Linked DNA regions of Mus musculus: all the other regions are linked to region 7. A link is a loop called in an ENCODE intact Hi-C map of the cell type or tissue named here. Cell type or tissue: left cerebral cortex. All regions are shown on one strand. Region 1 has its middle 52 kb from the start of 3110015C05Rik. Region 2 has its middle 86 kb from the start of 4930526H09Rik. Region 3 has its middle 2.6 kb from the start of Gm33045. Region 4 has its middle 68 kb from the start of 4930526H09Rik. Region 5 has its middle 2.2 kb from the start of Plk2. Region 6 has its middle 3.2 kb from the start of 3110015C05Rik. Region 7 has its middle 130 kb from the start of 3110015C05Rik.

What was found. Hi-C counts contacts between places; a loop is a spot of excess contacts. Peaks named below come from ENCODE experiments on the same cell type or tissue, not always from the same donor. Only the 100,000 strongest peaks of a DNase experiment are listed, where the experiment ranks them.
Region 1: a loop joins it to region 7, with 4 times the contacts of the local background. A loop is called at or near these places in 2 of 42 quality-filtered maps.
Region 2: a loop joins it to region 7, with 2.9 times the contacts of the local background. A loop is called at or near these places in 3 of 42 quality-filtered maps.
Region 3: it touches region 7 in a loop (5-fold over the local background); 2 of 42 quality-filtered maps call a loop at or near these places.
Region 4: it touches region 7 in a loop (2.7-fold over the local background); 2 of 42 quality-filtered maps call a loop at or near these places.
Region 5: it touches region 7 in a loop (4-fold over the local background); 4 of 42 quality-filtered maps call a loop at or near these places.
Region 6: it touches region 7 in a loop (6-fold over the local background); 3 of 42 quality-filtered maps call a loop at or near these places.

What each region holds. Positions count from the first base shown.
Region 1 is chr13:111,175,483-111,179,482 of GRCm38, reverse strand. It overlaps the pseudogene Gm18315. Among named protein-coding and RNA genes, the nearest start is that of 3110015C05Rik, 52 kb to the left of the region's middle. In left cerebral cortex, no CTCF peak of the experiment used is centred here; DNase peaks (open chromatin) are centred at 109 and 2,192; H3K27ac peaks cover 1,031 bases.
Region 2 is chr13:110,987,384-110,991,383 of GRCm38, reverse strand. No RefSeq gene overlaps it. Among named protein-coding and RNA genes, the nearest start is that of 4930526H09Rik, 86 kb to the right of the region's middle. In left cerebral cortex, no CTCF peak of the experiment used is centred here; DNase peaks (open chromatin) are centred at 498, 1,752, 2,442 and 3,145; H3K27ac peaks cover 1,555 bases.
Region 3 is chr13:110,622,646-110,626,645 of GRCm38, reverse strand. No RefSeq gene overlaps it. Among named protein-coding and RNA genes, the nearest start is that of Gm33045, 2.6 kb to the left of the region's middle. In left cerebral cortex, no CTCF peak of the experiment used is centred here; DNase peaks (open chromatin) are centred at 831 and 2,219; H3K27ac peaks cover 2,116 bases.
Region 4 is chr13:110,969,841-110,973,840 of GRCm38, reverse strand. No RefSeq gene overlaps it. Among named protein-coding and RNA genes, the nearest start is that of 4930526H09Rik, 68 kb to the right of the region's middle. In left cerebral cortex, no CTCF peak of the experiment used is centred here; DNase peaks (open chromatin) are centred at 1,200 and 1,717.
Region 5 is chr13:110,390,799-110,394,798 of GRCm38, reverse strand. No RefSeq gene overlaps it. Among named protein-coding and RNA genes, the nearest start is that of Plk2, 2.2 kb to the left of the region's middle. In left cerebral cortex, CTCF peaks have their summits at 417, 2,401 (motif pointing left) and 3,125 (motif pointing left); DNase peaks (open chromatin) are centred at 399 and 2,396; H3K4me3 peaks cover 734 bases; H3K27ac peaks cover 432 bases.
Region 6 is chr13:111,230,584-111,234,583 of GRCm38, reverse strand. No RefSeq gene overlaps it. Among named protein-coding and RNA genes, the nearest start is that of 3110015C05Rik, 3.2 kb to the right of the region's middle. In left cerebral cortex, no CTCF peak of the experiment used is centred here; DNase peaks (open chromatin) are centred at 1,968 and 2,370; H3K27ac peaks cover 1,106 bases.
Region 7 is chr13:111,093,924-111,097,923 of GRCm38, reverse strand. No RefSeq gene overlaps it. Among named protein-coding and RNA genes, the nearest start is that of 3110015C05Rik, 130 kb to the left of the region's middle. In left cerebral cortex, no CTCF peak of the experiment used is centred here; DNase peaks (open chromatin) are centred at 375, 1,028, 1,642 and 2,279; H3K27ac peaks cover 2,172 bases.

The sequences.
Region 1 (4,000 bases), 82 kb before region 7:
CTTGACCTCTTCTTAGTGTTGTCATAGGAGCAGAAAGAAGCCCAGACACGTGGACTTCCTGGCTCAGTGGCACAGCAGAGTGAGGGAAGGCTTGAGGAAGAGTGGTGCTCACAGCTGACAACTTAGCGTGCACAGCTTGCCTCGTTACACAATGTAGGTCTTTGCGCAGATGTAATTCTATAAAAAGCTCTTCTTCAGCCATATTATTTAAAGTATCGCTCTTCTCCTTTCTTGCTCCTTACGTTGGTTTATTTTATAGAGAACATAACCCCCCTGGCTGTTGTTTAGATCCATGATCAGCCTGCTTCCACCATGATTCTGCAAGCTGCATAAGGACAGGCTCCTCTAACAATGCTGCAAGCACAGGAAATACTCAGATATTTGTTGCAAGGTAGGAAGAGAGAGTGATACGGGGAGACATCCTTACTGTCAGTCTGTAAGCAAAGTTAGTGTATCATGATAGCTCTAAAACGTGATTCCAAATAATTTCAACACGAGAGACAAAGGCAAATGCTGAAAGAATTTGCTAAGATGTTAATATTTTTGCATGCGCAAAACACCTACACAGATTTGCAAGTCCTCCCCTTTAAAGGGAGTGAATGTTGAGAATCCCTAGATATTTAAGAAAGCCCCTGATATGAAAACTACAGTATACGGAAAAAAAGGAGAAACAAGTAACTTGAAGAAAATATTAAAAACTAGAAAACAGAAAGTATAAAAAAGTTGAAAACTTTAAAAAAATCTAGTTACTTTCATTAATATCCTCTGAAGAGAAGGCATTCCATTTATGTAATAACACCCAAAAGCTAAAGTAAAGCATTTAAAAGAGAGATGATAATCTAAAATTAAAAGTAGGAAAACAAATTTCAGACTTAGCCTGGTATGTAAACCTGGACAGGAAGATCATGAATTTGTGCTGAGCCAGGCTATAAGGAGATTTCCAGGTCATCCTGGACTATACGGTGACACTCTGCTTAAAGCAAGCAAGCAAAACCTCCATCCAAAAAGTTAAATAAAAATCAGAATTCTAAAGTAGTAGAAGTATTGAAAGGCAAGACTGATAGTTTCTCAGTAATCATTTATCAAGAGGAATAAAAGGTAGATTAGAAGAGAGTCAGTTTACAGGGCCAACAAGTCCGCGGGACAGACCAGAAAGTGGGAACTGGGAGAATAGGCTGAGTGGAGTTTTAAAATAATTCAAGAAACATTTCCAAAGTCAAACCATTTCCAGATGAAATGAAACTATCAGATATTCAACCCAGCAAGTAAGAGATGGACAAAGAGAAGTCCCAGATGCTGGGCCAAGGAGAGGGGGTTGTTTTCTTCCAATTTCCAACTGTTGGAATTCTTAGGGGATTGAAATCATACATATACTTTACCACATAACATTTATTTATTTTTTTAATCCATAAAGGAACTCACTATAAATGTCACGACTAGGATCAAGAGAAGGCATACATGTGCAATTTGCTAGATAGCTGGAGGCTTAAGCTCTAAGACATATAGAATATTGGCATGCCAATGAGAACTATACATTCTATGTAAAAGCATGGAAGTGTTAGGAGCAAGCCAGAGGACAGAAACACAAATGCCACATAGTCAGTTGATAAATGCCTGCTCTTGCTAGGAATTGCAGATCGCTGAGTTAAGGCCCTCAGCACTATTCTTTTGTCTATCATGTGAGCAACACAGTTTGTTAGTGTTCATTATTTCTGTATGACTTGGCCAGAGGTTTGAAAAAAGATACGTACCCTCCTACTCGGGAAGGAATACTGATGACTTTTAAGAAAATGAAATTTGTAGTGTCTGTTACAATAGCATATATGTAGTTTCCTCTGACCAGTCAAGTGTCCTGAGTACCCCCACTGTGGCATACTCTCAGAGGGGTACTGGGACACAGTCACAGATTTGTTTAATATAATGTTGTTTGTAATGGTGGAACAACAGAGAGCTTACTGCTGGCCAACAGAGGATTATTTAAGACAACTGTGGTAAGTTCATATAGTGAAAGATTGTGTCCTCATGATAAAGAAGGCTTCTCCACATTACATATTTGTGTGAATAGTTCAAGGAAATTTTAAGTGCCCAACACATCAGAGGCTCTCAACCCCCTGAGGTTGACCAACTCTTTCACAGTGGTCACCTAAGACAATTTAAAAACATATTTCCAACAGTCTTAGGAACTGAGACTTGGCTCCTCTCTCCGTGTCCAGCTGGATCCACCCACATGCACATACACCCTCATACCCAGCCTGGGGACATCATCACATCAACCCATCGCATATACCCCAAATAAATACAGGTGTATGTGACAGGGTTAGCAGTACAATGTACTTATGCGGGCCAGTCACACAGTGTAGAGAGCAGCCACTAGCAATGTGTTACAGACAGTAGCATTTGAGGTCAAATGATACTTCATTCAGTTACTAGGCGATATAAAATCATTCACTGTACAATTGTCAACTATTGTAAAAAAATCCATGGGAACCTAATCTGGATGCTGATATATCTTTATATGTTGAGTCGTGGATGATGTGAATGCTACTCCCTTGGGAGTGTAACAGGTATGTAAACAAACAAACAAACATAAAAACCAACACCGAATGACAGTTATTAGAGTCATTAAATAACTGTATTGACTGAACAATGCCACGAATCATCTTTTGTACTACTAAAGCTATTGTTACATATTATTTTCATTAGGAAACCACTCCATGACAATGGATTGTGTAGAGAAGAATGTTAAAAAGGAAATATAGTGAGGATTTTATAGTATGGTTTTACCTCAATAATTATAGTGGGAATTAAGAACCTGGAATGTGTTGTTTGGTTTTAAAGTCCTATCAGTCAATTCTACAAAGCTGAACAAACTAAGCCATTTTGATAGCCAGCACCTGAGCTTTGCTGACAAGGAAATCGCACTATTTCAGAAGCAAAGCTGATAGATTCAAGAAAGCCAGACTTGATGCTGGTGGCAGGTACCACAAACAGAACACAGCAGACTTTGAAGCCTTGTGTGGTGGCACGCAGGATTGCTGGAGCCATGAAACCTATCACCTTTGCTGAGGACATACTGTTGCCAGTGTCCAAAGACATAACTCAAGGCATGATTGGAGGCAAATTTGTTACCCACTTGAGTGCAATTTTCCTATCTAATGACACTGTCTTCAGGAGAAGAGATGAAGAGATGATGTGTCTGCTGATTCTCTTGATCAGATAACCCTGGAAATGAAATCTGTTTCACCAACAGTATTTAGTATCCAGCTTGATGACTGAACAGACATGGTACACTGTCCACAGTTATTGGTTTACTTGAGGTATATTAATGATGGCATCTTTAAAGATGAAAGATGAGTAACTTTGAAACAAGAACTACTGGATGTGATATATTTGACACACTTGGTTAATTTCTGAAGAGCATAGGATCTCCCAGGAAAGGTTTGTGGTATTCACACAAGTGGGGTGCGCCAGGTATCCTGGGATGGTGATCTGTATTCCAATGTTTGGTACCATAAGTCGTTAGAATTCACTGTATGGTTCATCAACAAATATTAGCAATGAAGGCCACAAGAGTTACAAGAGGCAATGTAAAGTGTCCTAAGTTCTGTCAATTTTGTAAAGCTGAGAACTTTGAGCAATTGAGGGTTTCTGAAGCTGCGCTATAAGCTGAAGGCACGAATAAAGTTCTGCTGTTTCATCTTAGTGAAGTGAGATGGTTGTCCAGAGGAAACGTTTTAAAACGCATTTTAGAGCTTTGTGATGAACTCAAGACATTTTTTTTTAATCAGAAAGCAAGACCTCAGCACTTTTCAGTGATAGAAGTGAGTTGTAGAAGTAGCTCACTTGGTTGGATTCTCTGCCATCTTGAATGAGTTACATTTATCACTGTGGGGACCAAATACAACAATGCCGCGATGTCTGAAAACATCTGGTCATTCCAGTTACAACTTTAGCTTGGGGGGGGGGAGGGGGGGGAGGGGGAGGGGGAGGGGGAGGGGGA
Region 2 (4,000 bases), 110 kb after region 7:
GCCATGCTCCAGAAAGGCAGCATGCTCTGGATTCATACTCTGGGGTCACGTGACCCATGGGCTAAAATTTAGAAGGGACATTCCTGTGGGCACCAGAACAGTACCAAGGCTGTTCTTACCAGTGTTTCCATGTAACTTACTTGTTAACTTGTGTTCCCATTTTTTCATGTTCTAGAATCAAAGCTCTTGTCCCCTGATTGGAGCAAAATTTAATAAGTAGGTCTCTCAGCAACCTATTTATGAAAAATTAGGAATTACTCAACAATACTGTGAAAAAAATCAGCTCATGACGAACAGCTAGGATAGCTTTGAAAGCATAAAGTGTTTGGAGTTGATTTTAGGATGAGTCACACAATAATTGCACCCAATTATTCACAAATGCAAAGGAGTTAGAATTTAAGAAAAAAAAACCTGACGTCAACATTAAATGAATACAAGTTGTGAATCATGCCTACACTATGTTCTCATATAACATCAACCTTTTGCTTTTTGGTGAAGATACACTAAAGGGAAATTTTCCATCTGCCTCAGCTTTGTCAGCACCACAGTGACAGTTTTCAGAGCACAGCGGTGATGTGCAGAGTTCTTATTTCATTGTGTGGGAAGCTACAGTTTGTTTCAGTTAGCTGAAAAACAATTGTGTGTCTGAGATAATCTAGAAGTCTGTACATGAGTCAAAGGATCATATTCAAAGGCTACCACCCAGGAACCTCATAGAAGTATGCATCCCCCAAATCTAACGTGAATGTGTGCATTCATGCAGTTCACATGAACGCTGACTCTCCCTCAGTATGAACATGAATAATAGTTGGACAGTCATATGCCACTTAATGTGTGCCAAGGACTGAGTTACAATGACGAGTTAGAAGACAAATGAGCACTGCTTGTATGAAGCTCATGAAGTAGCAGAAAAGGCATAGAATCACTAGTATAAAATAAAGTGTATCAGGGACAAGGTGACGGGCAATAGCAGGAGAGTGGTCAAAGAACTTTGCTGTTTGCTTCCCATGTTATGATGGTCTGACTTTGAATCTTACACAGGTTCTTGACAATGCACTTAAAACTTATTTTAACATTGGTTAACATTGGTCAGAAGGTTTAACTTCCATTTTGGTTCTCTGGATTAAGGTGGAGGACCTTCCTCCCTCCCTCCCTCCCTCCCTCCCTCCCTCCCTCCCTCCCTCCCTCCCTCCCTCATTCCCTCTCTCCCCTCTCTCTTTCTTTCTTCCTTCTTATCTATCTATCTATCTATCTATCTATCTATCTATCTATCTATCTATCATCTTCATCGCCATCATCTATTCACTTTATATCCTGCTTACTACACCCCCTCCTGGCACCTTCTCCCATAATTCGTCCTCCTCCCTTCTTATCTGAGTGGTTAGGGCTCCTCTGGGTATCCAGCTACCCTGCTACATCAAGTGTTTTCTGGGCTAGGTGCATCCTCTTCCACTGAGGCAGACCAGGCAGCCCAGCTAGAAGAACATATCCCATTGACAGGGAACAGCTTTTTACCCTGCTCAAGTTGTTCCTGACCCACATGAAGACCAAGCTGCATATCTGCTACATATATGTGAGGAGACCTAGGTCCAGTCTGTATATGTTCTTTGGTTGGTAGCTCAGTCTCTGAGAAGCCCAAGGGTCCAGGGTAGTTGACTCTGTTTGTCTTCCTGTGGAGTTCCTATTCCCTTTGGGGCCCACAATCTTTCCCTGTGTTCTTCCTTGAGAGTCCCCCAACTCCACCCACTGTTTGGCTGTGAGTGTCTGTATCTGAGTCAGCTTTTGTGTGAAGCCTCTCAGAGGACAGTCATGTTAGAGGTGGAGGAAATTTCAACACTAGTAAGTAGAACTCAGTAGCAAAAGTCCAGTCAGACCAAAAGTATCCTTCCCTCCTAACGAGCTCCACACCTTTATGTGTGATATTTCTCATATCCTAGAATGCAGCTTAAGAGGAGACTCCTCTACATCTTGAGATATAGATGATAATATTCAGACCTGGAAATGAATATTGTTCTGCTTTCAGGTTTTCCTTCCTTCCAGTCCTCAGAGAGATGCTAATTTTAAACTCTTCAAAAGTGAGTTAGGCAGGCAGACAGAGGAAAACATCCTGAAGGAGGCATTGAAAGATACATTTGTTAATTAGTTTCCATCAATTGGCTATTGCTACCTTGGAGGCTTTATGCTAAGAGCCATCGATGATAAACACTAGTAGTCGTAATAATGCCCTTGCCCCAGTTTCTATATCCAAGTCCCTGGAGCCACTGACCATGTTAGGCTCTATGACAAAAGATGAAGTTTTTGATGAGATAAAAGTTATCAAGCAGTTGATTCCTCAATGGTGAAGTTAGCCGGAGTTATACAGGTGGGTCCTGCAAGGGTGCATTTCATAGAGAGGATTGCCTTGCCTTGTAGAGATAGAGCTGGGGCCAAGAGCCAAGGAATGCAGCTGGTGTCTAGAAATAGGAAGATGGGAGGGAAGCAAGTCTCCTTTGGATCATCAAGAAGGCAGTATAATTCTGTTGACGTGTAGCTAAGCTCCTCGAGGTTGACTCAGTGGCCCTCATGCCCAGAGCTGTAAGGTAAATTTTGCTGTTGTAGGTTCATGCCACTTTGTCTAAGTAGCAATAGAAAAGTAGGATTGTTTAGAAGAAAGATCTTATCCCACAAGAACACTGAGTCTGAGCCATGAAGGCCTACAGAGGGCATATGATGAATAGTCATATTCACTGCTGAACAAGATTGTCACTGGAGAAAATAAACTTGTAGATAGAATAAAATATCTTCTCTGTTGGGCAAGATGGGAGCTTTTTGCTTTCCACAACGTTGTGTGTGTGTCTCTGAACAGAGAGGCCAGTACTCCAAGTGGATTTCTCTATAACAGCCAGGGAATGTAATCCCAACTAATAAATCAGCAGGGCCTATGAAAAGCTGAAAAGCTAAAGATGAGGTTATGACCTCAGTTTCAAAGAATCTGAGTTGATTCTGGCTTGATACATCATCTTAACAAATTTATATACAGACTTACAAACACTTTTTTCAGCTCACAGCTCTCTTCAAACCCCAGAGACTATGCATCACCAGTCTCTTCTTGGATATCCTATACCACCTGTTTCACTTCCTGGCATTCCTCCTTACCCGGGCACCTACCCCAGTGTTTTCTTCATAATGGCACCGCTACATTTTAGTTCACCGGGACTAAAGTCTTGAAATATTCAGTGGCTCTTCACTTTCTCTTATGCTCGACATCAAATACTCTCACACCTCACATCAAATCTAGAAGAGTAGTGAGCTTTCTCTTTAGTACAATTGCAGAATTTTATCACCTCTCCTCAGTTGCACCGCAGATTTCCACTGTACTCACTCTTGCCTTTCTTGCCTTAATAAACTGATCTCCCAGCTCCACCCTCTGCCAATTACAGTCTGTTCTTCTTCTTTTTTAAAAAAATTACATTTATTTATCTCATACAATTGCACACATGTCAAGGCCAAAGGCCAATTTTGGAAGTTGGTCTTCTTTCACCAAATAGGCCTGGGAATTTAACATAGGTCATCAGGCTTTGCAGCAAGGACCTTTATCCACTCAGCCATCTTGTGAGTATTCTACTATCTGGTCTTAACATAGTATATAGCAATAGTCTTTCAACATGTAAATAATTTCAAGGACTTGAAATGAAAGTAAAACCTAAATTCTTCTATATATTCTCAAGGGAAATAAAAACATATGTCCCTAAAATACTGCATAAGAGTGGTTATGGTATTTCTGAAAACTGTTAGAAACATGGTGGATCATAGGAAATAACCTGCTTCTTAGAGGAAGGAGCATTTGTTCTAGGACAACTTCATATCCTTAAGGGCCTTCAGCCTGTGTCAGAAATTTTTCATTAAATGTGAGAACATTGAATCCACTGGGGTATCAGAACAGGGCTGACAAAGTGAGCTCTTTCACTTCCAGCTGATACTTCCTTCACATTCTAAAGACCACATTCAATAGAGAGACTTA
Region 3 (4,000 bases), 470 kb after region 7:
ACTGCAAAGTCCAGGATGCTCCCGAGGAGGAAATGTCACCTCTTAAGAAATCTTATCTGCTTCTGCTTCTGCTTCTGTGACTCTCCCCCACTGCTGTCCTTCTTCTTGGAACTTCCCACAGCCAGGCAAACCCTTAACCCCTTCCTTCCAAAGCAGCACAAGTGAAGAGTTAAATTCACACCCTCAACGCCACACTCTTCTTTTCTCAGAGACCCAGCATCTCATACCCGTTCCAGTTCAGTGTGCTGGACAACGTGAGCACTCTCAGGCTCTTGCTTAGCCTGATGATGGCCATGCTAAATTATGTGCTAAAGCCTCCGGGACAATGACATAATCAGGTGTCTCTGGCACCCACAATGCATTCTGACAAAGAAGGCTTGAGGTATGAAGATGCTTGTTTTTAAAAACAAACATTTGAAAGCTTTTGCTTCACACGGTTTCTTTTATTGCGATGATCTTGCATCAGTGAGAAGCATTTGCTCTAAGTAATAAATTAACATTGCTACCAGTTATTACTAGCGTAAGTAAGACATTTCCATTGGGGTTCGTTCCACAGGATTTTGTTCACATACGTCGTCATGAGCACACTGTTGTGATAACATACAGAATACCTTTCATGGCACCGACTCCCCAGTACTCCACCTGCTAGTGTGCACCTCTAACTTCTGTGCTATGGTTAATCTTCAAGGTCAACTTGTTTGGATTAAGTAATATTTAGGGTGTGACTCGGGAATGTCTTTGGGTGTGTCTCCAAGGGCGTTTCCAGAGAGGATTAGCTTTGGGGATAGGATCCACACTAAACGTGGGTGGACCCATTCCACAGGCTGTGGTTCGGGACTGCACAGAGAGGGGAAAGGAGAAAGTCAGCTAGTGCAGAGTTCCTTTCTGTCTTCTTAGATGTGAGCAAGCAGCCTCACATTCCTGCTGGCACACCCAGGGGATGCTTCCGCCCCAAGCTTCCATGAATACAGTGCACTCTCTTCCTGGAAACCAAATGTAGCTTTGCTCTCTAAGTTGCTCCTTGTCTGATATTGATTATAAGGGCAAAGAGGAATTCATACAGTGCGGTCTTGGTATCTCTATACTGTGTTTTTCTGTAATCCTGGAACCTAGAATCATGGTGTGCAGCCTTTGTAGGCTGACATCTTTTGCTTTGCAATATCATCCATGCTGTGGTAGAATTACCCTTTGTTATGAGCAATGCTCTACTGTTAGGTTAATATACATTTATCTATTCACCGATTGCAGGATATTCTAATTGTGTCCATATATTGTTAACTATGACTAAAACTGTTACAAGCACCCATGGGAAGGCTTTTGGTGGCTACCCATTTTAAAATCATTTGGATAAATACAAAAATGTACAACTGCATCTCTGGCATGGGTACAGTCCATTTTGTAGGAACCTGCCCAATTGTATCTGAAGTTGCTGTCACCAATTTTCAGCCTCGACAACAGCAAACAGGATTTTCAGTGAGTTCGATTATTTTTTTGAGAATGGTATTTGGTAAATACAAAAACACAAAAGAGATAAGTTGTGGTGTGGAATTAATTCAGAGCTTTCTAGCTGTTGTTTTGGGCTGTCTTTGCTGTACACAGTGAGGGTAGTGGGGGTGAGCTGAACTAGGTAGTGTCTCCACTTGGTACTTAGGAGCACTATAAACTAGTCAGTGTCTTCACTTGGTACTTAAGAGCATATAAGAAAAGCAAATGTACTTGGGGAGGCTGAGATTCATCTTGTCTAATTAAAGAATAGGATGATGGTGCCAATTCCTCAAAATCAAGCAAATATGAAAGGTAAAACTCATTTACAAAGACTAGCTAGCATCTTCATGACCTTACGGTGAGTACCCCATATGAGCTTCTAACTCCAATGATATTGACTATGATAATTTTCACCAGTTACTGTTTGTAATTGTAAGTGGATTCTTTATTATAATGGCAAAATTCTGTTTCCAAAACAAGAAAATGACTCCAGTCTTTTCAAAGTGAGTGGAATTTCCCAGTCATTTCTACCTAGTAGAACTCAGAGAGGATAGAAATACCATGGACTCACAGATCACAGATTCTAGCATCTCTGAGGATGCAGCTTCTGTATCTACGTCTCACTGGCAGTGTCTGTGTGGGAGTGGGTCATTGCAGGTCATGCCCCTGGATTTCCCACAATAACCTCACTTACCATAGACCCATCTTCTGAGAAAAAAGGCCAGTAGCATCGTCTCAGTAAAGTGTAACTCCAGCCTTGGGAGATGCAATAGCCACAAAGATTTCCTTTATCTTCTGATACAAAATTAGCATCAATATCCCACTTACTGTGAGATTCTGTGTGGTGCTCAACCGGGGGACCACATTTTCATATTTTCTATTGCCTTCACTGTGTGTGTGTGTGTGTGTCCTGAAACATCACTTCCTTTGGTTATTTTAATGCAGTTTGTCACCCTCTGAGCCAGAAGCTAGCTCTGGTTTATCAGCTGATTCCTGAAATGTGAAAATGCTCATCTCCAGTACCTGATTCCTTAGAGCACCTGCTTTCCTCCACCACCACCCGTAAAACTTATTTTTCTTTATTAATTGTTAATGCCATTGTTGTATAAAATGTATCTTGATCATATCTACCCCTTATATCTCTTCCAATTCCCCAACCCCAGACACCACTTCAGATTTCTTTCCAAACTACATGCCTCCCTCTTGTAATTTTTGACTAACTTACTTTTGAACCTATGGAATCCAGTTAGTGTCATGTGCTGTGTATGGGGTCATCTACTAGGGCATGGGGACACTGTCAGTGGGCACACTCCTAAGGAAAATGGAATGCCCCTTCTTCCAGCAGTCACCCACGGCCAGCAGCTCCTTGGTAGGGGGAGGGATTCAAAAATCCCACATTTTCCATGGCAGAATTTTTAAATAGCTTGCTCTTGGGCTGGTCTTATGAGACTAACACTAGCTGCCATGAGTCCATATGGTCAAGAGCAATGTAATATCCACAGGAGAGCACTTTATAGTATTACTTCCCACCCAACATGCTTGCTATTCCTTCTTTGCTATTGTTCCATAACCCTTGCAGAGAGAGGGTTGATGTAGGTGTGCCATCTATAGCTGAAAACTCACGGTCACCTTCTCAGCACTTAGATCAGCAATGCACTACTTTCTGCAAGAAGAAGTTCTCTGATCCAGGTTGGGCTCAGCATCAATTTGCAGATACAGACACAAACATACAGACAGCTGTTGGACAGCATAGGAAGTTAGAATAATAGCATCAAAAGGTCTTCCCCTGGCCATGGGTTTGACCATATTTATATACCAAGCCTACTCCCTCCTCTGGAGCAAGTGTCAGATACAACTAAGAAAACAGCTCCTCGAACCTCCGATGTGTACTTATAAGGAATAACATCTGCCTGGTATTAAGATTTCCATGTAATAGCCCGTGGTTTCTGGGAGCACTATCATTCACCCATGTTCAGCGTCATGTTTCTGAATTAACTGACAAATTAGTGAGTCTCATAAAGCATCTCTCTTCAGGGAACCCCACTCCCTGTACCTCAACCCCTTACCCCCATTTTCATCCCTATTTAAGTCACTAGTTCCCCATACATTCTTCCTATTCTCTCACATTATATGATGTTTTCATTAGGGTTCCTAGTGCTGTGATAAAACCACCATGATCAAAACAACTTGGGGGTGGGAGGGTTTATTTCTCCTATACTTTCATATAACAGTCATCAAAGGAAGTCTTATCAGAAACTCATAGCTGGAACCTGGAGGCAGGGACTGAAGCCAAGGTCATAGAGGAATGCTGCTTTGTGGGTGGCTTTCTTCTCATGACCTGTTCAGCTTGCTTTCTCGTACAACTCAGGGCCACCTACCCAAGGTTGGCATCATCAGTGTGCTGGCTAGAGGTATGTCAACTTGACAGAAAACACAGTCGTTTGAGAGGAGGGAACCTTAGTTAAGAAAAATTCCTCTCTAAGAGAGGGCTGTGGGCCAGGCTATAGAGCATTTT
Region 4 (4,000 bases), 120 kb after region 7:
AGACATCAGTTTACTTCTGCCATCAGATGTGTGTATTCTGACAGACATAAGCTTATACAGTAACACACCTGGCCCAGCTATTAGGTTGTTGAGCATGGCCTTGAACTTGTGTTATCGATTACTCCGGCTCAGTCCTTTGGTTTTGGCTGAAGTACTGGCTTTCAAAGCCCCCAGCCTAAATATAAGAGGTTATGGGGTTTCTCAGTTGAGCCAGAAGCTCAGACTAAGTCTCCTTCTGGATAGCTATGTATATCCTATTGGTTCTGTTGTTGTTGAGAGCCCTGGCTAAAATAAGCTCCCAACTGAATTTTATGATATGAGTAAATCAGCCCTCTACCAGAATGAAGGCTAGATATTTTTACTAGATGAGTTCTCAGTGTGGAGAATAACTTGTTCCCAGTAGAATTTATTGTCTTTTCATCTTGCAAACAGCTTTTCTTACTCAGAAAGACTTGTCAAGGTTTTCTCTTGTTAGTTATTTTATGGTCATTACTCTTTATATCTACTATCTATGGTTATTGTTATTGTCCATAGTTGGTTGGAACTGATTCGACCAGAGTGAGTACAAGCATTCTTATTAGATGCACACCTTTTGCCATCCAGAATAATGCTCTTTTAGGAGAACTGACTATATTTTTGTCTTACAAAACCATCTCTTACTCTCTAGCTTTGTGAAAGTATTTGTTATTTCATGATGATTATTATTTTTTTATTATATGTTGTTGACTTCCATTTTTCTTACAGGCTTAACTCCAATGTTGTCTGTGTACCGTTATACTCAATGAGAGGAAGAGATGTGTACTAAACCCCATGTATTGTGTAGCCTGCAGTCACACACTACTTATACCAACTTCAAGATGGCGCCCAAACTTGCTATCCCTGGTGTCCGTTGTCTGGTAACTAATAACATTGGTGGAGACTTAGTATTGTGTTCACACTGATAAGATTTTTTTGAGGCTTGTTTGCCACACTTCCAACCCAAGTAGTTTCTAAATCACCATTTCCCATTTCACTTTCATCATATTTGAGGAAGAATTGGCAAGAAGGACATGTGTCTGCTGGGCCAGTCATCACAATAGCACATCTCCCCTGTTTTTGCAGTGCCCATGATCTCATGAGAACTCGAGTCATGTGTAAAAGTCATTTGGGCTGTGTGACAAGCCATTTATATAACCAGAACAGTTGTTTTTTGAAATAGATCCTGGCAGCTTTTTAGTATAGAGAATAGTTATGGACATAGGATACTGGCCTTGAAGTTGCACTCACAACTTTCCAGTGTTCATCTGGCTTCACTGTGCTCACATAGCCTCTGCTCACCATCACCATGAAAAGCATTGCCTTTTGCATACAGGTCAGCATAAGAATTCAACAGGATGATAAAGTTTGCAGATGGTATCTAGCACTTAAATAGGACCCTAGAATTTCTGTAGGGGTGAACAGCAGTCCAATGAAGAGCTGTCTCGAAGTCAACGTCCTGACTCATGGTCAACGTCCTGACTCATGTGTCTGTGGGAATGGCTGGAGAGGATCTAGGAAGAGCATTTCTCATGCGCATACTCTTCCCACTCCTAACACATGATGTTGAGTCAAGAAAGACTTGGTGCTTGAGCCCCACGAGTCAGGCAAAGCCACCCCATTCTAAACTACAGACAGCTGTCAACAGGACTACAGAATCAGCCTTGCCATTTAAAGATGATTGGATACTACTCACAAGATCATCTGGGCACTGAAAATGTTCTTTGCCTTTTTTTTTTTCTGGGGAACAGTTGTGGTCTCTGTTTATAGGGCTCACCATAATTTGAATTTGAGTGCCTGTGCTCTGCCTTGGAGACTCTAAAATGAGCCAACTCATCCTGCTACTTTAGTAAAACATCCAAATGGGCACTGCACACTGGGTCTGTACATCTACCTTTCCCAACTGAACAGCTGCATCTCTCTAGACATCACTGAGCTATCTGATGCCTCTCTCTTTCCTCTCCCCCTTTTCCCTCCCTCCCCTCCCCAACCCTCCCCTCCCTCTCTTCTCCCCTCCCTTCTCTTCTCTCCTCTCCTCTGGTCTATAGTTCCCTACAATTCTGTACTGTTGTTGGACCTCCCCCCCTCCAAGTCCTTATTATTTGATACATAAAACCAAGACTGCCTCTGTAAACTAGACTACAGCTTCCTCCTGAATTAGTTTCCCACACAATATTGTCTTAGAAGACTGATTTTGTCAGCTTTGCCTGCAGGAGAAGTTAGATAAATATTAAATATTGCTTTTTATATCTATCCAGACAATTGCATCAAGAACATTTAAGTGCTTCTTTTCTGCTCCACATTTTGTAGCCTGCTACATTTTCTAGCTGCAGGCTCCCTTTCCCTCTGCTTTTAATCGTTATTATGTGTCTGCTGGCTGAGAAGGAAGAGGTTTTAGGGAACAGTGGTAAATTGGACAATGGTCTGTACAACCTCAATGTAATTAGTGAGACAAGCTGAATTTTGAATACACCCAATAACACCACACAAACCATTCATCCAGGAGCAGAACTAGAAAAAGGTGAAAAACAAAACTCCAAAAAATGCCATGGATAAGTGTCTAATAGGAAGCCTTTCTGCAGATCTGTCATTAACAGCTTCACCATGGCCAATGGGTAGAGAAGGTTGAAGAGGACTTTCTAATTAGTTCTTGCTATAATATACATCAGCTGCCCAGTATTGGAACAAGGTAGGACCAGCTGTCATAACTGAGGAGAAAACCTTTAATTCCCTCTTCACTGCTCCTCCACAGCCCTACAGCTGGGCAACCATCTGTGACACACATCTATCTCCTACTGTTACAGGGACCACTAACACTCTAGATCACTGGCCAATTGAAAGGGAAATTTTTCTAACTGATTTTTGGTAATAGTTCCCAAAGGCCAAACTAGAAAGATTGTTCCGTTCTTGAGGCCAGATAGGAAACTCCTGATTTCTAAGAATGAAGGACACTTTGAAACGCTAGCGAAGAAAACCCTCGTGGTTTCCACAGTTCCCTTTCCTGGACTTCAATGATGAGACACTGAAAACTGTCATTAACCCTGACAGTGGAGTCCAGTGCTAACTGCTAATGGAGACTGGTGAATTCTCTGGCTAACCCTCAAGCCACCTTTTTTTCTAAGTATTTCTTTTTTGAGACAAGATTTCATAGAGCTCACAGCTCTATGTAGCCGAAGGTGACCTTGAACTCTTGATCTTTTTGAGCTCAGGCTGGCCTTGCATCTACTATGTAGCTGGAGATGGCCTTGAATTCTTGATCTTCCAGCCTCTAACTCCTGTGTGATAGGCTATAGGCCTGTGCAACTGTACTCATCCCCAGCTTTGTTTCTGAATTTCTGCTGGAGCTGCTCACATATTCCTGGAAGCTGGCACCTGACTGAGAAGCCTAAACTTGCTGGATTGAGCATGAGTGTGCAGTAGAAAGTGGATAAAGAGAAAAAATTATAGATTAAATAACCACACCCATGTGGTACGTGGGTTGTACAGTTTTGCATTCTTTCCTTTCCATCCTTTCACCATGAGTAGAGAAGTACAATTTAACCCATATGCCATTTTAAAGTCACCTTCTAGTAAGTCATAATCAGACGAGAACTTGAACATGACGTTAGAAGCAGAAACCAACTTGCTGAGAAATCATCCGGGCTTCCCCCAACAGTCATTTGAGTGGGTTTTTAGAAAAGTAGAAAATTTCCAATTCTAGACAGACTCTGGTTTTCAAATCTTTCCCATAGTCCTTCAAATATTGAGTCTTAGGTCCAGCTGCTCTCCTCATTATTGACATACTTTGTCTTGTGCCCTGGGAAATCAAAGTTTCATTCCAACCTGGATATAGATAAGGGCCCACTAAGTCAGACATAACTGTGAGGCAGGTTTGGGGGACTGGAGTTGGTAGCCATCTGCACACCCTAGAAAGATGCAGCATTGAAGATGATTAAGTGGAGAGAGCAAGGAAGGAACTGTCAAAGACAACATCTTTCTGATGTGT
Region 5 (4,000 bases), 700 kb after region 7:
CCTGGAGGAGCGGGGATGCGGGGTAGCAGCCCGGGGGAGCCGCAGGGTTGGCACCGCCCTCCTGACTGTGTGCAGCCCCACACCCTGTCATCCAGCGAGCCCCGCGGGGTGGCACCCGGAGACCCGGAGCGCTTGGGGACCTCCGCCGCCACCGCAGGCGGGAGGCTCAGTGGCCGGCCTTGCGGAACCGGGCACCAGGCAGAGCCAGAGCAGCTAGGGAACCAGGCACAATCCGGGTCGCAGATCCGGGTGACCTGCTGTGGCGTGGGAGTATCTGAGCTCCCTGCAGCCTCTTCCCATCGCCTGATAAGTGACCCCTGTCAGAGGCCAGGCTCTTAACCTTGGAGTGGAGCGAGGGCTTGACGACTGGAGAAGGTTTGGTACGCAACAAGTCTAAGCAAGATCGCCATCCTGTGGATTTTTTCAGAAAAACGATTAACGGTCTAAGTGGGCCGAGGTTCCTTAGCAACAATATGGGCTGGCTTCCACAGTAACGCTAAAAGTGTTCTGTTGCCAATTATAATTCTACAATTGAAGTCATCTATAACTTTTTGTTCCAACTAGGTGATTCAGATTGCGTGGATCTAATGTCACTAAGCAATGTCACCGCCCTGGTACACAGAGTCAATCTAAGGTCCCACAGTGGGGTATAGTGGAGAATAAAGGCGGCTGTTCAGTTTTTACAGATTTTACTGTTCAGTTGTACCATCTCAGAGACTTTCCTTCTTCCTTGTTCCAGCGCGTATGGTTCCGTATTAACCGCTGGTAGCTATTTTGAAATGCTGTATACATTTTTTTTGGGGGGGGGGGCAGGGTTTCTCTTTTCTCTGTGTAGCCCTGGCTGTCCTGGAATTCACTCTGTAGACCAGGTTGGCCTTGAACTCAGAAATCCGCCTGCCTCTGCCTCCCAAGTGCTGGGACTAAAGGTGTGCGCCACTACTGCCCGGCCCTGTCTATATCATCTTAATACAATCCTGAATGAAAAAGTCTGCCATATTAGGGGAGGGAAAATCATTTTCCTTCTACCCTTTCAAATTATCACTGTGGTTCCTCGGGCTGGGCAGATAAACTGCAGAACCACAAGTTTCTCCATTCACAACAAAAAGAGTACCCTCCAAAGTGGCTTAGAATTGAGGTTTGAATGCTATCAGAAGCCAAAACAAGAGTGTGGGAAAAGACAGGAAACAAAAGGCAGTCGGGAACAAGGGAGTAAATAGGGAAGAGTTTATGTTTTTCACTGATAAGTTTGTTACTTAGAATCGTTCTTTTTGTCTGGTTCTGGAGACTTAGAACTTGAGACTTCTTTTAATAAATGTGATTTTTTTTCTTTTTCCTTACAAAAAAGTGGTGTGCCACTTTCAGGCTTTCTGTGTCTACCTATCTTTTAATTCAATTCAAACTTATCCCGACTCAGCGGTTACATTGAGGGTGACATAGTCTAGCTACCTGTGGACCTGTTTTGAAGGGACATAGCCTAGTCTACATCTTTCCCATCTTACAGGTGAAGAAACGGGGTCCTAGACGATTTAAATAGCTATTATCAATACATTTTTCATAGAACCACGAAGTTTTGCGAACTCCATGCCCGTCCTATTGTCTCGGTTAACACAGTACGTAAGCGGTCACTTCACATTGGAGTTCTGTGTTCCAAAGATTATACAGGCCTTTAATAAAATATCAGTGCTCAGTCCTTGCCAACAGGGAAAGAGTGACATGCAGAATTCCAAATTAATAAGGGCAAATGGTTTTTCCTCCAGGCCACTATCAAGCATAGGTAAGTCCAGTCTTAGTAGTTAAGAAGACATTCAGCTCAGCTACTTCCAACACTGGGCAAAGGTGCTTCCTTAGCACTGCAGGGTAGACAGCAAGACACTCTCCCTTTCCCTGCTTTATCTCAATGCAAGCCCGGGCATGTTGTTCACAAAGGACAGGAGACTTTAACCCAAGAGTATCCCAGGTTTGAATAAGAGGGAGGCGGGGCTGGATGTGGAGAAGCAGAATTACACACACACACACACACACACACACACACACACACCCTGCTTTATTCATAAACTTGGCCATGACCTTTGCTCCCTGACCAGTGTGAGGCCATTGGACGGACCAGCTGGTTGGAGAACACCACCTTACTTTCCCAGAGAGAGTTCTGCTCTAATTAATTGTGTATGTTACAGTTAAAAGACTGAAAGAACAGTTAAGAGATTTTTTTTTTAATTTCAATTTCATATCGTACACCATTACATATTTTTCTGGGGATACGATTGTATTTTCTAGACTGTTGAACATCCCGTGTGAAATTCAGTTCTACCAAAAAGATACAGGCATTTAATAAAATACCATTGCTGAGTCCCGGCCAACTGGGAAAGAATGGTTTTCTTTATGGTAGTGCCATCACGTGGACAGAATCAAAACTGCAGTCCACATAACAACAAAGCTACTTTGCAATGGTAAGAAATCTCAAAGTAGTTCTCTGTAGATCTACGCTCTGGATGGAGACTTTAGTGCCCGAATCCCAATGGGGCTTTTGATGAGAAGCTAACTTCTATCATCTTCCAAGAGATCGAAAATAGCAAAATAAACTTTTAAGCAAGAAGGAAGAAAGAATAACCTTTCTTTTGCAGCTGTTGGGCCTTACAATGAGCTGCTAAGATAATTAGGCAAATTTACCAAAGGGACAGAAAAATGAAAAGAATGGTAGGTCTCATCTAGAGATGAGTAATGTTTAGTAGCTCAGAAGATCTGCTAGGTAATGAGAAAGATGCTGCTGCCTTCAGGTTTTCTCCCTAAGTCCATCCTACATGTCGCTCCTGGAATTCTGAAGGAGAAATGGACTCAGAGGAAAAATCAAGGTTCACAGGGACGTCTTTAGGTTTAGGACAAATGCTAGTGACTTCCAAGTGCTGGTTTGGTGGTCTGGGAGAGGACATTGAAAACGGCAGTTGGCAATCTGTTGAGTACAAACCATGTTTTTTGGTTTTGTTTTGATTTGATTTTTTAAATATACAAATGGGATTGGAGGGATGGCTCAGCAGTTCAGAGCATTGACTGTTCTTCCAGAGGTCTTGAGTTCAATCCCCAGCAATCATATGGTGGTTTACAACCATCTATAATGGGATGTGGTGCCCTCTTCTGGCACACAGCTGTACATGTAGAGGAAACACATTTATACATTTTTTAAAAAAATCTACAAATGTAGTAAAGACAAAAAAACCAAAACTGTATTAATGGAAGCTGTGGCCAGTAGTTTTTTGAGCGCAAGGGAGAGGAAGACTTAAATAGCATGAAGAGGGCACTATATCAGAAGATTGCCAACTAGGGCTGAGTTAAGAACTTTCAGATTCAGCAGCTCAGGTGTAGACCACACCAGTCAAGAAGGGGTGAATGTCAGCCACAGTGTTCCATTTCCTAAATCCAGTTCCCAAGATCCCACCTCATGGCTTGCCCCATGGCCAGGCTCCTGCCCCCAATTCTGGCAAACCAGAAGGTACTGAGAGAGAATAACCAATCAGATGAGAGACATGCAAATGAGGTATGATAATGAGGCTCAGTGAAGTACTGAGAGAGAATAACCAATCAGATGAGGAACATTGATTATATAATCTGCATATATAATCTGCAGGTGCAGATTATATCAGAAGAACAGAGAACCCTTACTGTACCAAAGGTCAAGCAAGTTTCTAGAAGTCAGGACCCCAGCCTGGTCGGAAACTCTATAAAGGATCAGAGGTCAAGAAGGCTGCCAAAAATCCAGGCCACAAAGTCTAGAAGACCAAAGAGAGAACAGAAACCAAGACACAAAGCACCCACACAACAAAGACAAACTCAGACATGAGTACATAGAATATTTATCCCAAACCCAAATGCTTAAACACCTGGTGTAAGAAAAAAAAATCAAAACAGCCAGGTATGACACCATCAGAGTGCAGCTATGAAAGCAAGACCTGAATATTCCAGAGCATTGTAGTACAAGAAAATAATGTTAAGAACAACTCTATGAAAA
Region 6 (4,000 bases), 140 kb before region 7:
TCTTTCCTTCCCTGGCCCCTCTCTCTGTGCTGGGGATCTAACCTAGGGCCTTGAACATTCTAGATGTATTAGCATTTTCTCTGTTAATGTGATAAAATACCCTGGCCAAAACAGCTTTAGAGAGAAAGGGTTTATTTTGGCCTATATTTTCAGAAGTTTAGAATTCAGCATGGTGGTGAAGGAGAGAACAAGAGTAGGTGAGGCCAGGATGTAGAACCTCAAAGCCAGTTCCCAATGACTTACTTCATCCTGCAGTGTTCCATCATCTCTCAAAGGTTCCATTACATCCCCAAAGGGTGATATTGGTTGGGGACCAAATGCTCAAACATAAGAGTCTATAGGGGACATTTTACACCCAAACAGTGACACCAAGCAAGCCACCACCACTGAGTCTCAAGTGCCTGCCTTTTGCTTTACTTCCTCTCTGAGACAGGGTCTTTCAGGGTGGTGCAGGAAGGCTTCAAACTCTTCATCCTCCCCGAGTGCTGGAGTTATAGTCATGTGCCACCACCTGTAGTTTCCTTACTTGACTTCAGGGGAAAAAAATCAAGCCACTCTCTATTTTTAGATTGAATTGTATGAAACTAGCAAAATAGTTGAGTCACGATATTTTTCTACAGATGCAACCTGAAGTAGATTCTGTTTATCTTTCCACCGTCCTTCTCTACCCTCCAGTCTCCTTAAGTCTCTACCATTTTCGTTAGGTAAAATGTAGGCAAAGAATACAGACTTTGTAGAGAAGCAGGCATGCAAACGAGGGGAGTGTTAGCAGGTATGGACTTGCACGGCTTCTGAAGGTGAATGGGGTGCAGCAGGAAGGGGCCAGCAGATTCCAGACAAGCATCCCTACAAACGCCTTCAAGGTAATTTGGAGGAACTCTAGTCTGCCCTTTGTTGGAACTTGTCTTTGGGGGGGCAGGACAGAGACAGCTGCGGTGCTGTCAGGAGCAGGGTAGACAGCAGATGTGGGCTGCAGACCTCTGTAGTCATATGCATGGACTTGAGACAGTGGGGCGTGTGTGGGTGTGGTCAGCGAAAGTAACTGCATTGACAAGTGATGTGTGTGTCCTGTTATGAGTCAAGGGATAGGAATGTTGCTTTGTGTGCAGTGTGTTGCAATAGAAACAGAGGTGCAGTATGTCCTTTTCGTTTTGAAGGAAAGTCAGGCTATGTGGTTTCAGAGCTCAGGGTAAATGCTTGGCACACAGTATGTACATGGGAAGAGTTGCCTGGGAACCAAACAATGCCCATCAGTTTTCATCTGTTTGCTATGGAAAGATCAAATTTCAATTTTATGATTTTTCTTAAGGGGAATGTAGTAGATCTCAGAAAAGAAAATTATCCATTTGTGTTGGCTTGGACAATGATTACTTTAGGAGAAAGATATATTTATTTAGATAATGGTTTTCTTCATTATTTTAATGCTCATTGTCTATTTGATGTAAGAACTTTTCTATTTTCATTGGACTATGGCCTTCCTCCAGCAATGCATGTTCTTATCCCAATAGCACATAAATTAAAAGATTTTTTGCATTCAACATTCATCCATGGCAAACTAGCTGAGAGTTGGACTGCTCCAACTGGATTCCAGGTCAATTAGAGGTACCTCTGTATCGTACCGAACTTGGCTATCAGAGGACAACCGCACATTGACAGAGCAGATAATAGTGGAAACAGGATGTAAGGAACACAGAAGGTTCAGAGATTAGAGAGACTCTTTCCTTTTCCTCCTTGGCCAAGTCTAGGTAAATGAAACCATCGCAGGACACCTTTAGGAGCCTTCATGCAGTCCTGGTCACATCTTTCAAAAGGAGCAGATGTAGCAGCTAATGAGTGAGCACAGAGTTTAGGGAGCCCACAAACAGGTCTGATGGCTCTGCGGGCCGGTCGGTGGCAAGTGACTCTCATTATCCTTCTCCCTGCAGCAGAGCATCCTGATGCCATCTGTTGCCTGTTTTCAGAAGTGAGGTCAGTTCTGAGTCACTTTATGCAATTATGTAAATTCAGCTTCTGTAAATCGCAGGGAAGTACTGTTGCTGTCAATCATTTGTGAATGCCGTCTACTGGTGGGACCTCCGCCTCCGTGAGTTAACACTGTTCTTTCCATTGTTTAATGGATTTTTAGGAGGAAAGACTTGTAAGCATTTTTAAAAAATCATTTCCAAAACTTCCAAAGTTTTATGTAGTTTAAGAATAGCCTGGCATGATCTTTAAGTTTCTAATTTTGATTTGTTTCAAGTAAAGGTCTGTGAGCATGGTTCACTGGCTATTTCTAGACATAGCCAATCTGGCTTTAATTCTCTTTCTATATCCTGGCCCTAGCAGCATGCAGACACACAGTCCTGTCCACACTGTGACAGTGTTGGAGCCTTCCACTCCACTAGGAGAGTTGTCTTGCTTGTTTCCCCGTGGATGACCATGTCACTGACACAGCGCTAGATACAAACCGATCCACAACACATGATGGGATGCTGTGCTGCTGTCCTGTATTGAGATGTGTCCTGGGCTGGGCTGGGCAGGGACTGGGAGGAGACAGAGATGAGAAAAGCGTTCTCCTTAAGGCTGAATCAGACGGCATTGGTAGGTGGAGCATAGTGCCGTGACTCTTTCCAGTCTGAGTGGATAGACTGTGTTTGGGAGAATTAAAGGGTTATGGTAAATGGTAGCAAAATAGTAATTAACTAACAACGAAGTGGTAGTTGGTATAAAAACTATATATCCTGTGAACTTTACAGAAGCTCATAGGCAGATACCAAAGATAAATGCAGAGTTAGAGGAAGAACATTCAGGCATCACAGAGGATTTAGCTGTGCAGGTCACACAGTTCCAAGTGCCTGCTATGCACAGGCTCTTTTGTAAATGCCGGAACACACTGGCAAACAAGGGACAAGAACCCCTGAAGGTCACACATAGAGGATGAGGCCCCAAATCGCACATGTCAGCAGACAAACAAACCCACTTATGGATAAATATACACAGACAAATAACAAAAACAATTAAAATGATACCCTGCCAGACAGGAGCAGAGAGGTCTGCAGTTATGTTGATCTTGGAGACTAGAGAGTGGAATTGGATAGTTCTTACAGACATCTTCTCTGAAGGGGTTCCATGTAAAAAGACCCATGTTATCTGGAGGGATGGTTCTATGAGCATCTCAGGGAGTCATGTTCCAGGAGCAGAAAGAGACAGTAGAAAGCCCCGAGGCAGGCGCAAACTTGAAGTGTGCTCAGAGGAAGTTAGACATATGCAGTGGATGGATGAGTATAGGTTAGAGGAAGAACAAGGCAGGCGCAAACTTGAAGTGTGCTCAGAAGAAGTTAGACGTATGCAGTGGATGGATGAGTATAGGTTAGAGGAAGAAGAGGAAAAAGAGGAGATGGAGAAGGATGAGGATGTGGAAGAGGAGGAAGGGGAGGGGGAGGGAGAGGGGAGAAAGGTGTTAAATGACTTTCAGGGCTTTCCAGGTAATAATGATATGAAATAATGATATGAAAAGTGATTTGGTCTGTTGGGAATGATCTTTCAGATGTGCCAAGTTTGAAATGCCTACTGGATTCCAAGAGCTGATGTTGAGAAGACAATTAGATGTCCAAACCAGGAACTTAGAGGGGATGGTGAACTGGAGTCACATGTCTTGGGACCTAATGTATAAATGTCTCATAAAGCCGTGACTTCTGAGGGGATGAACCAGATAATGTAGATAGATAGATAGATAGATAGATAGATAGATAGATAGATAGATAGATAGATAGACAGATAGGAGACTGTCCTGGTGCACTCTTCCATATAGAAGTCAGAAGCAATAGGAGGAGCTTGCACAGGGGTCTTGGAAGTAGGTAACAGTAGTGAGAACGTGGAATCCAGGCATAGACTCAGGAACCCTGTCTAAAGAACAAAAGATTTAAGGCTAGCTTGGTAGTGTACACCTGCAATATCAGTACCTGGGAGGTAGAGGCAGGAGGATGAGGAGTTCCAGGTCACTCTTGGCTACATAGCAACT
Region 7 (4,000 bases):
TGGCAAGTGGTGATCTCCTTGTAGATCCTAGATGTTCAAGTGATTTTCCAAGTCACTCTTTTCTACATGCTATTAGAAGCCTATGTATCAGAGGTTGGGGTTTGAACCAGCATTGCCTAGGAGACAGAGAGAGCAGCACAAACCCCTAAACTTTCTTCTGAAAATTATACCGTTGGCATGTAATGATAGTAAAGACAGTTACACGAGCTTGTCAGTATACGAGTTATACTTGAGCTAGTAGTATGACCTCTCAAAGTAGCTGTTGAGACTTTTAGAATTAGGGAGGAGAGGCAAGCAAAGATTTTTTTTTTCTGAATTTCTAACAGCTCCAGGCGCCCGAGATGCTTCCAGCTGCCAGTCTCATGAGCAGATATTCTGGGATTCCTATTTTAGGGGCAGCCTCATCATGTGGGCAAGCCACATTGTCTGGCATTGTTCTTTACTGTGCCATAGGGATTGGAACAAATGATTCCTTTCAGAATGTATGAGTGGGGTTTTGTTCAGGGCAGTATTGAATCCTAAAGCAAAAGGCATTCAAGGTCAAAGCCTGTCATTTTAATAGGAGACCCTAGGGATTAAAACACATTACAATTAGAAATGTATCTCTGGACTCCAAGCCTTCAATAAAAATTTCACTTGAATAAGATTTAAAAAAAAATTATATGAAGGGATAGGTAAGTTTTACCTATGAGGGGAGCTGAAAATAGCTTCTACTTTTAACCTTGTAATTAAGCAAACTAATAATAATTCATTGTCCCCTAGGCTTCTGTGCTATGTGAATAACAGAAAGAAGATATAAGAATTGACATATGTAAAAATAAATTTGGAATGAAACGTCTATGACTTCAAGGGAGACATGGGCCTGTCTGGGTACTGTCATAGTACATGCTGGGACACTTATTTTTTCTGCCTCTAAGGAAGTATGTAACAATCCAGAAATCACTCAAGTTAAAAACGGAATGTTTGTTTGACAGTTTTATGCATGTCTATAATGAACTCCAGTGATTTTACCCTCCTTCTCCCGCATCCCCCGCCATCTCCTACAGGATCTCTTCTCAACAGGTCCTCGTCTATTTTCCTGACCTGTGTGGCCCGCTGAGAAGGGTTTCCTGCACAAGAGTTGGTGGTATTATGTTATCAGGTTAGCAAGGTCAATTTATCTGTGAGTACACCACTGACAAAAATGATATCTCTTCTGTTAACTATCCTTAATTGCCAATAGTCCCCTGTGGACGCCTCCCCAATCCATGGGTCCAGGGACCCAGTTTTGTGCTGGTCTTGTGCAGATAACCGTAGCTGGAGTATATTCATGGGTACAACAGCCATGCCATATCCCGGTGATACCATTTTGCATCTCTCCCTCATCTTGGTTTGTACATATTTCCCAACCCTTATTCCATGATGTTCCATGAGCCTTGGAAGGGGTGATATAAATGCCCCAATTTAGAAAGATCAGTATACTTTTATAAAGCTGTAAAAAATTCTCCTCTGCTGTTAAGAAGCGAGACAACTCTGTTCATATGTGGAATTTTTAAAATTGGAAAACATTTATGAGAATAAAATGTTAAATTGTTTTTAGTAGTTGCCATGTGATACTTTTAGAAGGGCATCCTTGTCCATCTGTCCCTGTTGCCATGGGAACTGCATGGGTGGTCTATGGAGGTGTGCCCTAGGCGTGCAATTTACATAGACCATAGTGCAAATGGTGCCCTGATCAGTCTGAGCTATGTGTGGAGCCTGTAACTGTAGATGCCTGTCTTCCCCAGGCTCTTAATCTGGATATTGTGCGCTGCAAGTGTCCCGGGAGGAATACCACCCTGCAAAACATGTTCTTGGCAAGACCCCTCTGAGCGCTCAGACTTTCAAGCTTTTAAGACACACTTATGTCTTAGCTTGATGTTTTTGACTAATGTTTATAAAAAATCACATGTATATGCCTAAAATACTTTATAAAAAGTTATAAAATTTGTATAGAAATGACTTTCCCTGTTTTGTATTTTAAATTTACCTTCTAGAAAGTAAAAATTAATGAAGATAGTTTTAAAATGAACTATGTGCCAACATGAGGGAGTTGGGATCTTCTCGAAAGAGCCATTTTAGGTGGTGTTGGAATCCCATCCCTCTTGGAGACTCTAGAACAAACTCAGGTGAGCTTGATAAATTTTGTCAAGAGAAGGGAGAGAGAAAGGGGTGGGGAGAGAGCGGGGAGAGAGGGAGTGATGGAGCAGGCACACAAAGCAGCTCCATCAAGCCTCTCTTAGCGTGAGTCATGCACTCTCATGTGTGAATGTGTGAATGTGTTCCCAGTTGCCCCTGACCACATTTGCACAAGGTTTGGCATTGCACTAACTAACAGAGTAACACGTCCTGCCTGTATTTCCTCTGCAGGAGGTTTTTTAAGAGCTCTTAGAAAACCAGCTTACTAGGCAAGAGTGATAATTTTCACTTCGGCTTCAACTCCTTCAAAGCATTTGATGCAGGTCAGAAGCTACATGGTTAGGCTATGATGAGAAACCTTAATCTGTGTGGAGGAATTTTTTCTTCATTTCTTACTGAACTTTTCACCTTCCACCACACTAAGCTAGATAGTTGTTTTTTTGTTTTTTGTTTTTTGTTTTTTTTGTTTTTTAACTTAAGTTTCCATTTTGGGCAGGAGGGTATAGTCATATAACAGAATCTTTTTTTTTTAATTTTTTATTAGGTATTTAGCTCATTTACATTTCCAATGCTATACCAAAAGTCCCCCATACCCACCCACCCCCACTTCCCTACCCACCCACTCCCCCTTTTTGGCCCTGGCGTTCCCCTGTACTGGGGCATATAAATTTTGCGTGTCCAATGGGCCTCTCTTTCCAGTGATGGCCGACTAGGCCATCTTTTGATATATATGCAGCTAGAGTCAAGAGCTCCGGGGTACTGGTTAGTTCATAATGTTGTTCCACCTATAGGGTTGCAGATCCCTTTAGCTCCTTGGGTTCTTTCTCTAGCTCCTCCATTGGGAGCCCTGTGATCCATCCATTAGCTGACTGTGAGCATCCACTTCTGTGTTTGCTAGGCCCCGGCATAGTCTCACAAGAGACAGCTACATCTGGGTCCTTTCGATAAAATCTTGCTAGTGTATGCAATGGTGTCAGCGTTTGGATGCTGATTATGGGGTGGATCCCTGGATATGGCAGTCTCTATAACAGAATCTTAACCACTGAGGTTCAAAGGGAAATTGCTAACACTGCCCTTCTTTCTTTTGTTTGAGAAGTGGACAGGATGGCTGGAGCCTCATCATTTATCTTGACAACGTAATTATGTGAGGGTTATGCCCAAAGAAGAGTAGAAAACTAGAAAGAGCTTTCATTGAGGGGCACGCTAGACATAGATCAGTTCTTTTGGGATTCTTATGTGTATGAAAAATAAACATAAACATCAAATATGCTAGGTGTACTGTTTTTGAAGTTTCCACTGCCATTTCTAGGTGTAAATATGACCTACCCAATTATATTAACTCTCCCTTTGGTCATTCTTTTTTTTAAAGATTTATTTATTTATTTATTTATTTAAATTAATCTGCGTACACTTTAACTGTCTCCAGACAGATCAGTAAAGGGCAATGGACCCCATTACAGATGGTTGTGAGGCACCTTGTTGTTGCTGAGAACTGAACTTACGGCCTCTGGAAGAGCAGTCAGTGTTCTTAACCACTGAGCCATCTCTCCAGCCTATCTATTGGGTCAGTTTACCAACCATAGTTTTCATTGGCTTAACCTACTGCATAAGGTGGTAGGTAGACACTGCGTTTATCTAATGGTATTGTTCAGATTCACTTCCTATAAGAAATGTTTCAGAGACAAAGTTTGGAGCTGAGAAGGAAGGAACGACCATCCAGAGACTGCCTTACCTGGGGATCCATCCCCTATACAACCACCAAACCCAGACACTATTGCATATGCCAGAAAGATTTTGCTGACAGGACCCTGAGATAGCTGTCCCTTGTGAGGCTATGCCAGTG